Linked DNA regions of Homo sapiens: all the other regions are linked to region 3. Evidence: chromatin contacts called from ENCODE Hi-C or POLR2A ChIA-PET data. All regions are on one chromosome and are shown on one strand. The core of a region is the stretch at or near the end of the contact, and the rest is flanking DNA. Distances in the headings are between cores, read along the strand shown. Region 1 holds the start of SLC36A4 (solute carrier family 36 member 4). Region 2 overlaps MAML2 (mastermind like transcriptional coactivator 2). Region 3 holds the start of SRSF8 (serine and arginine rich splicing factor 8). Region 4 holds the start of CEP295 (centrosomal protein 295).

Evidence for each region. A loop is a pair of places that touch in the nucleus more often than their neighbours do. ChIA-PET counts read pairs that join two places held with the same protein, here RNA polymerase II (POLR2A). Pooled maps may share reads with other maps.
Region 1: a map of B cell shows a loop between it and region 3 (15-fold over the local background). The contact joins the promoter of SLC36A4 here to the promoter of SRSF8 in region 3. A Hi-C loop is called at or near these places in 5 of 168 maps with a recorded cell type or tissue (B cell, CD4-positive, alpha-beta memory T cell, CD8-positive, alpha-beta T cell and 1 more) and 9 of 50 pooled maps.
Region 2: a loop to region 3 is called in a pooled map, with 2.3 times the contacts of the local background. The contact joins the enhancer-like site here to the promoter of SRSF8 in region 3. A Hi-C loop is called at or near these places in 1 of 50 pooled maps. POLR2A ChIA-PET finds 5 or more read pairs at or near these places in 2 of 52 experiments (PC-3 and PC-9).
Region 4: a loop to region 3 is called in a pooled map, with 6 times the contacts of the local background. The contact joins the promoter of CEP295 here to the promoter of SRSF8 in region 3. A Hi-C loop is called at or near these places in 2 of 37 single-sample maps with no recorded cell type and 12 of 50 pooled maps. POLR2A ChIA-PET finds 5 or more read pairs at or near these places in 2 of 52 experiments (CD8-positive, alpha-beta memory T cell and Panc1).

What each region holds. Positions count from the first base shown.
Region 1 is chr11:93,196,720-93,199,605 of GRCh38, reverse strand. SLC36A4 (solute carrier family 36 member 4) reads left to right here and starts at 1,615. Exons shown (of 11, transcript NM_152313.4): 1 at 1,615-1,828. The coding sequence starts at 1,774. RefSeq lists a silencer at 1,474-1,853.
Region 2 is chr11:96,306,465-96,309,339 of GRCh38, reverse strand. The region is part of intron 1 of MAML2 (mastermind like transcriptional coactivator 2); the gene reads left to right. Among named protein-coding and RNA genes, the nearest start is that of MIR1260B, 34 kb to the left of the region's middle. Within about 2 kb of position 1,404, at least 31 of the 41 ENCODE cell types and tissues checked have a DNase peak (open chromatin) inside an H3K27ac peak, as active enhancers do; they include PC-3 and PC-9, where a contact is called at or near this core.
Region 3 is chr11:95,065,189-95,068,168 of GRCh38, reverse strand. SRSF8 (serine and arginine rich splicing factor 8) reads right to left here and starts at 1,250. Exons shown (of 1, transcript NM_032102.4): 1 at 1-1,250. The coding sequence starts at 942. The coding sequence ends at 94. RefSeq lists enhancers at 65-174, 755-944, 669-1,426 and a silencer at 1,195-1,274.
Region 4 is chr11:93,660,159-93,663,114 of GRCh38, reverse strand. CEP295 (centrosomal protein 295) reads right to left here and starts at 1,433. Exons shown (of 30, transcript NM_033395.2): 1 at 1,341-1,433. RefSeq lists an enhancer at 1,310-1,439 and a silencer at 1,600-1,669.

The sequences.
Region 1 (2,886 bases), core at 366-2,865, 1.9 Mb after region 3:
AGAGATGCATGAAAAACATATTTCTCTTGAATCTTATGATCATTGTTATCACTTGCTTTATCTCCACATCACTGTAAAGACATTGGGCCTCCTACCTCAGCCCAACCCTCTTCAAAAGATTTCAGGCCTATACTACAAGTCAAACTTTTCTTCCTTCCATATTGCCAGATCTGCTTTCCCTGAAGCTGAGATTAGGGGACAATGACTTTTGATCCCTTTTAACTCTCAAAGGATAATGTTCTTTTAAGATGCTGTCCCACATGTTCTCATTATAATGAGTGGTTTATGGAAAATTACCTTGGTCCTATAATTTCTGTCTGATGCCTATCTTCTCTCCTGCTGATCTTTAACCAGGTGATCCACCCCAACACAGGTTAGGGAACATTGCTCTAGCTATGTTCCAGAATAGATTTCTTCTTCTTCTTCTTTTTTAAAAAAAATCTCCTTTACCCCTTTATTTGTCAGGAACACTTCAAATAAAACCTTCTTTTGGGATTTGCATGTGTATGTATGTGAACAAATTGGGTTCACTTAAAGGAAAAGAAAGGGGGTTGGCAAACTGTCATTATCACTAGTTATCTAGTGAAAGCCTACAGAGGATGCAACAGGAGGAAAGATGTAGATAGTATGTAACTGCGTACCTTTTTAATCTCAGAATTTTAAATATTTAACACCATTGCCATATAGTTACATCAGTGACTGTTAATCAGACCCACTCCCCCCCAAAAAAACCCTTTCCTAAAGCAACCCCACTGAATGAAACGGACACAAATAAAAAGGATTGTCTGGTGTACTGACTTCCAAGAACTATGAAGTGAAAAAAAAAAGAAAGCGATTTTAAAATTAAAATAAATATTTTCCTTTTAAACCAAAAGCTTGCTTCATCCATTGATTCATCGAATATTCATTGGTACCCATCTGGGAGGCCAGCTTTGCATATTTTTCGAGAGCTCCAGCTCTGAAGGCAGAAGGATTCTACTTCTGCCATGTACAAGCTTCCTGTCCCCAGACACGTTACTTACCTCCGTGCCTTAATCCCTTCATCTTTAGCGTTAATGTAAATATTAGAATTATCTCACAAATTGTAGTCAGAATTAAAGATAATGTATGTATGGTGCTTAGGAGTACTTGAAACTACATCAGTACACTTAGTCTTTACCTTAATTTTCTTTCAGCACCACGGTCAACGTCAAATATCTGGAAGGACATTGAAATATCCTGAAAGTGAAATTGTATATGACTTAATTAAATTCTATTTAAGTGTCTCCTGTAACTCTAACTATAGAAACAGGGAGACGAATAACCAGAGTAGTCAGAACCTCAGCATGGGTAGGGGACAAATCCCGTCCTTCTTCGCATTCTCCAAGGTGACTTACAGAACGCTAACGCCTTGCATACGGACAGGCGCCCCAAATTTAAGTTCGCCGTCATCTTTAAAACCCCCAGGGAGCTATGGGCCCGGGTCTCGGCTAGCTCTAAGGTCCCACCCTCGCTGATCTCAGGTTACCCAACCCTCCTCTCGGGTTACCCAACCCGGCCTCGCAGCAGTCCTCGGGTCTTCGGCCCCTCCCGCCCCTCGCCGGCGGTGCCCGCCGAGCCGGGCTGTCCCACTGCGCATGCTCCTCGCCGCGCGGTTGGGGAGCGCCGGGGCAGGGAGGCGGGCACCAGGCGCGGGTCCCTCCGGGCAGGGGAGGTAGGCCTGGGCCTGACGCCGGCCACGCAGCGGCGGGAGAGTGAGCACTCGGGCGGCGGCGTCCTGGAGACCCGCGAGAGATGGAAGCGGCGGCGACGCCGGCGGCTGCCGGGGCGGCGAGGCGCGAGGAGCTAGGTCGGTGTTGTGCGTGGGCAGGGAGCCGGGGCTGACGTGGGCGGGGGTCTGTGCGGGAGTCGGGTGCGCCCACACCTCCAGGGGCCCCGCGCTTGGCCTGAGTTGAGGCCCGATTGCTAACTGACCCCGTGGTCAGCATCCGCAAAGGAACCGGTTATCTGACCCCGAGAACTTGGTCAGACGAAGCCCAGGCCTGAATAGGGCGTTAAAATATGTGTGTGTGTGTTTGCGCGCGCGCGTGTGGGTGAGTGTGTGTGTTGAGTGGGGCGGGGCCCTGTGGGTACACGTCAAAGACGCAAGAGCCTGCGCCGTGACTCACGGTTTTTTTCCCAATGATGCTTTAAGGAAGTTATCATTGTTCTGCTTTTCAAATGCTGCAGCCCCATTCGGAATCTCCAGATGAATCCTCATTTTACTCCTTGTTATCCCAGAGTTTCGAACAGGTCGTGCTGACCAGAATGAACAGGAGATACCTGTAGCTTGCTCACTTGGCAAAGTTTGTTTGTTTTTTGCTGCTTTCCTCCCATCTTGTTTCTTGGCGACAGGGCGTGTTTGTTTACGGTTTCCCGCTGTCCAAAATAAAAAAGTAAGGATCAGGGTGGTAAAATGATCGCTCTCCCAGTTATACGTACTGTACTTGGGAGTATTTTTCATTCGATGCTGATTAAATGTAATTAAAAAATTAAATCTAAATGGAATCTTCAAGAAAACCGTTGAACTTTAAAAAATACCGTATTATAAGTAACTGATAGGTTGTTGTTATTCCTCTAATAGCCTGCAGGGCACTTTGCAATGGAATTGTTTTCAGGCCGTAATAATGGTAGAAACAATAAACTTAACATTTTATTGCGTGCTTACTGTGTGCAAACACTGTGCTAAGTGCTTTACCTATGCATTGTCTTTAATCCTCACAGCAACTGAGATAGGTGCTATCATGATTTCCATTTTATAGATACAGTAATTTTAAGCTTATTAATGGCAGAACCCAAATGTGAACTCAGGTTTCATTCATTAATAACCTGTCTTAGTGAGGATATGGAGAAATGGGTATTCTCATG
Region 2 (2,875 bases), core at 155-2,654, 1.2 Mb before region 3:
TTATGCAGTTATTCGAATCCTTCTACTAAATCACAACTATAGGGTTAAACTAAAGGGCAGTTTTGAAACTGACCTCTGGGTGTGAATGCATTGTCAAGCACTTCATACTAAAACACAATGGCATTCCAAATCCCAGTATGATGCTAGACACAATGGATTACTCATTTCAGTGGGAGTACATTCTCTCCAAAAACCCAAAAACATTCACCCAGAACTTTCAAGACAAAAGACATTGCCAGCTAACACCAGCAAGGGCACTTAGTTTTCTTCCTTTCTCTATCTTTTACTTCTCTGTTTTGCTGAACTTAACTAATGAGTTATTTTCATTTTATTGTATTGTATTTTATGCCATGAATTATTTGTTTATGCTGCAGCATTTTTACATTTGGACAAGAGTACACAGAGCAGAAAGTATATAGCACATGTATGGTTCACTGTGTATAGATAAATGAAGCATTCATTCATTCAATAAATATTTGCTCAGTATCCATTGTGTGTAAGACATGAGGTTAGCTACATGGTCCCCAGCTTCAAGGTCTTTACATTCTAATAGGAAGACATATAAGAAACAAGCAAACAAACTAAAAAATATACATTATTATAGCTAGTCATTTTTTATAAAGCACAAGTTTCTTTAAATTTAAGCTGAAACATAAAGAAGTAGGAAGTAGCCATGGATGTAATTTTTGGGAAGTGTATTCTGAGATGTTAGAGCAACTCTGATGCAAAGTACCATTTGTTTATTTAGCTTAATATTTTATGTCTAAAGTAGGTTTCTTACTGATAAAAATTGCAACATAATTAGATTTTGGGTATGGGAAATGATTGGATAATAAAGAATAAAACATAATCAGGTATGCAGTAAGTGAAAAGTTGATGTCAGAATTTCCAGTAATACTGTAATTATGTAAATTGTCACTAAAATGGATTTTGAGGGTTAGTACTTAAATACACAGAGTCTTGAATGACACAGCAGTCACCCATATGTATGTTAGAGATGCTTCAGTTATATTTCAGAATTCTACTATTGTTTAGTAAATCACTGGATTTTTTTTTCCTCCTTGTGGTTTAGGATAGCATTGAAATATCTTGGTATAATTACTTCCATACTTTGTCATTAGTATTTTATATTCTTTATTACATGGACTAATGCCCCACCACCACTGCCCCCCAAATTTTAGCTATGCTGAAATGAAACTCCCTCTGAAATTTTGATTTCTGAGGTCGGGTGATCCCAAATGTAAACTATAACACTGTGTAAGGCCTGAGTCTAGAATTGTAAAGAAGCCAGAATCTTCCATGAGCATGCGCAGGGCTTTACCATAATTCCAGAGTAGAACAATCAGCATTCAAAACCACATGAAGCCAGGACTCTCTTCCACCCTCCTCTTCCTTTCCCCTATAAAATGATATCCACCCATGAGTCATAGGCCATTCATTCCCTTGGGTTCACTATTAGTTCTGTTCCTGAACTCTCATGGGCCATCAAATGAAAATAAAATTAATACACACGAAGAGATTATCATTTTAGGGGATTTGTGGGAGCCCAGACACTTTTTATGAGAAGAGACTGGCACCCCTAAGGATGTTATTTGAATCTGAAAAGAAGCGGTCATAAAGGAAGTGGTGCTGCTTTAATCTGCTGTACGGAGCTGCCACCCTGCTCTTACTGCTAGGCAGCCTTCCCATATGAGCAGAATGATCATTCCCTTGGAGAAAGCAGCTGAGGTTTGAAAGCCGTTCCAATTTTGCAGTTTCAGGAATGTGTCGGAGTTGCAGCTTTAAGATGGCATTTCCCCCTCCCCAGCTGCTGTCGAGAGTGCCTGGGCTAGATGTGAATGGGAGTTTTGTATGAAGATTGTGAGTGAGCCAGAGCCACTGGGTAATCAGGGCAGCAAGGCACATTAAGGAATATACTTTAAGGGATATATTTAAGGAATATACTTTTCATACAGCCTCTCACTCTTCCTTTACAGTAAAAGCATAAGTAAAACTTCCCTATGCTCCTGTACTTATCCTGCTTTTGGTCTGACTTTAAGCTCAGCACTGAAGGCAACTTGATCTCCGTTGCTATCTCCTTTCATAGATGATAATGAGCACAGTTCTAAGAGGCTGGCTGCAATGATATCCTTTGCTGTTAGAAAAGGAAAGCGGGAGCAGGGATTGGAGTGATTGTTTGCTGTGTTGGTGACTGTGATGTTGCCATGGGAAAGCTCAAGACTTCAGGAGAGTTTGTATTTTGTTGGGCGAGGTGCCAAACTGTTGTGACTTATTACAGCCGTGTGAGTGAGCTGTACAGAACAGTATCCTGTGTAGCAATTCAAAGGGCAGGATCACTTTAATCAGGGAAAGATAGAGTGCTGAGTATTCACATTACGCTTTATTTCAACTTGGAAATGATAAACAAACCTAACATTTTGGTAGTCTCTGGGTTTGCTCTTTTAACTTTGGAGAAAAAAAAGAATCAATTCCTCGTGCTCACTCCAACTGAAAAGCAAAACAAAAATGTTTCTGCTTTACATATAAAGACCCCTTGTAACGAATGGTGTGCTCTCAAGTAACCACTCCACCCGCAAATGCTAGTTCATCTTGACTCAGCCTCAAGGAAAGAAAAAATTCACAGGCCAAGTTGATTTGGTGTGAAAAAAATAGTGTAAGTTTGGGAAGGTTTCTTTTCAATTTAGACTGAGGACATTCCTCTGCCTCACTTACCTGGGAAAGTCAGCCTTTTTACCCCTAGTATTGGCAAAATACATGGCCCAGTCTAGATGTTCAGTCGTTGTCTAACTATGCTGAAGGCAAGGAGTTTTCTTTGAGGTTTTATGAAAAATTAATACATAGATCCACATAAAGGAAAATTCTGGAGCTTGGAGAA
Region 3 (2,980 bases), core at 1-2,500:
CCTCTTCTTCCAGGGACGTTGCTTCCATAGACTGAGTATGTGATCCTTTTCCCCCAAGTCCTCCATCACGTTGCTTCCTGATGCATCATTTTCTTAAGAGGACATCTGTCCTTCCTCTTCAGGAGACTTGGGGGGCCTCTTGGATCGCGACCTTGACTTGGATTTCCTCTTGGATACCCGGGGAGGACTCCTGGTCATAGATGAAGACCTGGACCGCGAGCGAGACCTGGAGACCGAGGAGGACTTGGATCGTCGCGCAGAGCTCGATTTGGAGGTTGATGCAGAGCGAGAGCTAGTGGAGGACCCAGACTTCGAGTGAGACCGGCTGCTGTGATATCGGCTGTAGCGAGAGTTACTGTAACCAGATGAGCTGTAGTGAGATCCGCCGTAGCGAGATTCCCTGTAGCGAGATCTGCTGTAGGGAGAGCGGCTGTAGCGCGACCGGCTGTAAGGAGATCGGCTGTAGGGAGACCGGCTATAGCGAGAACCCCTATAGCGAGATCGGCTGCGGGACCTGGAGCAGCTGGGACCCCGGGATCGGCTGCGGTGTCGCCGCCTGGGGCTGCGGCTCCGCCGCCCGTAGCTGCGGCTCCGCCGTCCGTAGCCGCCGCCTCTGGACCTGCCGCGTGGCTCTCCCTGGCGGCTGCGGGGCAGGTCCCGGCGGCCATAGCGCGCCACCTGCACCCGCAGCTCGCGTCCGTCCAGCTCCGCCCCGTCCATGGCGGCCTCGGCGTCTTGGGCGTCGCGCCGGTCGTGAAAGCGGACGAAAGCGAAGCCCCGGGGCGCCTTGGTGTGGGGCTCCCGCGGGATGTACACGTCGCCCACGCGCCCGTACTTCTCGAACACGCGCCTCAAGCTGTCGGGAGAGGTGCGGTAGGTCAGGTTGTCCACCTTGAGGGTGATCATGCCGTCCACGTCGGGAGGGGGGCGGCCGCAGCTCATGGCTCCGAGAGCAGCCCGGGCCCGGAAACTGGCGCTGCTCTGGGCGCTGACGGTGCGACCTGCGTTTCTTTCTCGCGGTTGCGCCCCGCGTGGGGACGCCGGGAAAGGCCGGGCGGAGAGGCGGGCGGCGGAGCTCCGCAGGGAGCGCCCTGGAGCAGCAACTTCCGAGTTCCCAATTTCAGGCCAAATACTCCAGGACCCAGAGGAAGGTTTCCTTTTGGTAGCTGAACTCCAAATGAAGCCAGGCCCCGAAGATCCTGGCCTTGTACCTGGGCAACATCCTAACCTAATCAGCGCCCAGCTAATGTAATCACTGGGCTGGATTTACATTAGACGTCCCACCCTCCCATGCTCCTCCCTATTATTCTACGTTTTAAACCAATCTTAAGAACAAAGCTAACTGATTAAAGGTCAATTTATGGGAACAGGCAATCCAGACAAATATTAAACAAAAGAAACCTAGGGCAACAATATTAATATCCAGTGTATTGATAGGATCAAAGGAGCACATTTCATAGTTATTGAAAAGAAAATTCACTAGGAAAACATTACAGTGATGAACTTAACGCACCTAAACACATAACAGTGACACATAGCCAAGACTGAGAGTTATAAGGTAAAACTGAAAAATCTGCACTCATGATGGAAGTTTGTTTTTTCCCCGTAACACCGTTTTCTCAGAAATCAATAGTGCAGAGAACAAAACTAGTAATGCTATAATAATTTGCACAACAAACAACAATTTTGATCATATAACCTGCAACAACCAAAAATATATAGAAAACAGAAGAATTTCCCAATACAAGACTACAAAATAAATGTCAATTAAAATTTAATAGGTCAATAAATTCAGCACATCTGGACCTCAGTGAAATAATATTGAAGGTTAAAAATAAAAAACCTGAATCCAATCATATTTACTTGAAAATTAATAACCACATTTCTAAAACTTTTTTTATGTTGAAGTCAAGCAATTAGTAAAACAAAACCAAAACAAAAAATAAAACATTAAAATAAAAATAGAATTACAAATAAAAGGGACAATATGTTTTTTTAAAAAGATGATTAATAAAACTGAAATCTAACACTTTTAAAGAAAAAAACAATCTAGCAATACTGATGAAGAAATACAGTTTCTAAATCTGGAAAGGAAATATACAGAAAGGGCCTAGAGCATCTTGGAGTGCTGGAAAATAAGGATGTGATAAATAGAAAACAAACAAAAGCATTGATGGGGTAATTTTAGAGGGGTACAAAAACCAATAAAACAGCTCCCAATGGCCAAATCTTGAACAATTTAAGGAACAAACTAAAATACTACTATATCATATTCCAAAATATAAAATAAATATTAATCTGTGCTGTTGTAAATAAATGATTAAATAAATTAACACATTGGAGAAAAGAGAGAAAACTCCTCTGCAGGAGAATTCTAAATTAATTAAATTAATTAAAACGTTGCTGATTTTGAAAATGTTATGTAACCTTATATACATAGAATTGTGCTTTTTATATTTTAATGTATTTTGTGTTTTATTTCCCTCATCTATGTGTTCCATGTAGCTGTACTTGATCCTGTTACCTTGCCGTAAGGCATTCAATGGTATAAATGTTTGTGCTGTTGATGGGCACTTGGGTTGTTTCCACTTTTGGCCTCTTACAGTGTTGCTCAGAACATGCTTGGACATGTATACTGGAGCTCATGTGTCCTCTTAGGTATGAATGGATCCCTTGTCACAGAATACAGGCAGCCCACTGTAACCTCTGGCTTCAGCATCAGTGAATTCAGCCAACTGTGGGTAGAAATTATTCAGAAAAAAAAAACAATAAAAATAAATAGAACATAATACAGTAAACAATTATTTACATAGCATTTTCATCATAATGTAAGTAATCTAGAGATGACTTAAAGTATGTTGGAAAATACGTATAGGTTACATGCTCATACCAAGCCATTTTATATATGGACTTGAAAATCCTCAGAATCCTCAGGGGTTACTAAGGACCAAACCCCATCCACCTGCAGAATATCAAGGGA
Region 4 (2,956 bases), core at 184-2,683, 1.4 Mb after region 3:
TACATTCTCATGTCAAAGTTGTCATGTCCCCCTTAATCTGGGACAGTTTCTCAGTCTGTCTTTTCAAGACCCTGTCATTTTTGAAAATACTGGCCAAGTACTTTGTTGAATGTCCCTCCATTTAGATTTGTCTAATCTTATGTGATTAAACTGAGGTTATGTATTTTTGGCAAGAACACCACAGAATTGATTAGGCACCTTTTCAGTGCATTGTTATCAAGAGGTAAATGATGCTGAATTTTGGTCACTTGGTTAAGATGATGTCCACCAGGTTTCTCCTCTGTAGTTACTACTTTTCCTTTATAAATATCTCATGAAGACAGAGTAGAGGCTACAGAAATATGCTTTTCATCATACTTTTGCCCATTGACGTTAGTATCCATTGATGACTGTTGTCTGAAACAACTACTGTGGTGTTTACCAAATAGTATTTTCTATTTCCATTATTCCTTCTACAATTATCAATCGGAATCCTGCTGTAAGGAAGTTTTCCCTGCTGCCCCATTTACTTGTTTATTAATTATTTATTCTTAGTAATATGGATTTTTAAATTCTACATTTTATTACTATCCAATATTGAAGATTATACTACTTATCTTGCAAGATTTCGTCCTGAGGATTAAATGGCTCCTGGTACATAGTAATCACAAAATTAACACTAAACTTGGAAGATCTGGGTTCAAGACCCAACACTGCCACTTATTAGCAGGAAGATACTGGCCAAGTCACTGAAGTCACTTTGGTTTCGTTTTCTTAAACTGTATAAAGGGAATAATAATATCTACCCCAAAAGGTTTGTTCTGACGTCTATGTGACTTAGCGTGAAGTCTTCAAATACACTCTAAGTATTAAGGACTCAAAAGTTCACCATTGTTTTAAAAGTTGAGTTTGTGACAGGATTGAATAACTGTGAGATTAAGGTGGCAGACACCAAAAGAGAGCGTGCTCTTTGCATGAAACGATCCAGGCAAGGCTCTTTTAACAGCTACCAGGTGGCAGGCCATGTCCGCGGGTGATCTGGGGGAAGCGCCCCTCCCCCGACACGGAAGCTCCGCGACAGGGGAGGCTGCGTGGGAAGCTCGCGCGACCCGACCCCAGGAGAGCGCGCAAAGCCTCTCGCACTGAGTTACCGGGTCTGGTCCGGACACTCCTTACAGCCGCCAGCCCGACCGCGGGCAGGGCCCACGGCCTGCGGAGCCTGAGAAACGCGAGCCGTACCTGCGTTCGCAACAAGGCGCCTTCCTGGGATCCCATTCCTCCGGAATACAATCCCAGCTCTTGGGCCTCGGGGAGTCATGCTCCTACGGGGCGACTGGGAAGCCAGTGCATCCCTGACTCACCTGAGAACCCGGGGCCTGGACACAGTAACCGCAGCTCAGAGCAAGCCAGCCTGGTAAGCTCCTGCCCATCAGCTGCCCAGCAGCCGTTTCTGCGCCTGCGGGAGAGCCATCGCCGAGCCGCCGTCACTTCCGTCATTCAAACCGCCCGCCAATGGCCGGACCAAACCGCGGGAATAGGCCCTGTCCCGCCTTCCTCGGGGGCCGCCGGGAAGGCTGCGCGGTGTTAAAAACCCCGCGCCCCGCGCACGCGCACAGGCACGCGCCAGCCCCAGCCTGCCTAGGGGCCCATTATTTGTCACACCTGTCAGGCTTTGACGTTTTCCCGTATGGGCCGCGCTCGGTGGCTCGCGCCTGTAATCCCAGCACTTTGGGAGGCCAAGGCGGGAGGATCACTTGAGCCCAAGAGTTCGAGGTTATGTATTTTTGGTTATGAGTTCAAGACCAAGTCCTTTTAAAAACATGGTGAAACCTCATCTTTACAAAAAATACGACAACAGCAAAAATTAGCCGTGCGTGGTGGTGGGCGCCTGTAATCCCAGCTACTCGGGAGGCTGAGGCAGGAGAATCGCTTGAACCCAGGAGGTGGAGGTTGCAGTGAGCCGAGATCCCGCCAGTACTGCACTCCAGCCTGGGCGACAGAGCCAAAGCCTGTCTAAAAAAAAAAAAAAAAAGTGCAGAGCCATGAGGGTGACTTTTGTTTTAAGGCCCCATCATGAAGATATCTTGGGATATGCATCCTTTTCTGTACTGACTACGGAATTCATTGGTACTATTATGCGCAGTTAACGTCTTATAGCTTTCATTTAAGGCCTCCAGCTCATAACAACAATGAGCCGTATGTTACCCTGTGCCTCCAGAGGTACAGCGCACGGAGAGCACCTCACGGATTTATCTGCTGTAAATAACCAATAATCAGGCGGTGAGCACAGGTTAATACCTATTGAGTATCTGTTATGTGCCGAGTACATTATGTTACTCTGGATGGATTATGATGCCTATACTAGATTTTGCAGTCTGGGTCATGGGGGTTAAACATCAGGAATCAAAGGATTAAAAATGGGGGGTGGGGATGGGAAGTTGCTGACACGATCAGATCTGGCTGCACAGTGGGGAAAAGGTCAGAGAGAGTGAAGACAGAAGGCCGTATACTACTACAGAAAGTGAAAGATAATAGCAATGAGAATGGAGAGAGGTGAGTAGATTGAATAGGAAGCCAAACATCAGGAATTGGTGGTTACCTGGTTATGGGAGGCACAAGAGGAGAAAACAAGGGTGATGCCCAAGTCCCAGATACCTAGCACCTGGGTAGATAGTGATAACATCCTCCTGGAACACACATGAAGAGAACCAGGAGGGAGAAGTAATAAGTTAAGCTTTGAATATTTTGAATTTGAGCTGTTTATGAGATATCTAGACAAAGGGATGCATTTCAGAAACTTAGGACACAAAATTAGCAGTACTTGACAAACAATTGCATGTGAGATTGAGAGAAAAGGGAAAGTGAAGTTGATTTCATAGGCCACTAGCTTGGGTAGCAGTGTTGATTCTTGATTGTAAAGGGAGAAATCAGAAATGGCAGTTAAGTGGGTAGGGTGATGAGCCAAGCTCTGTGTATA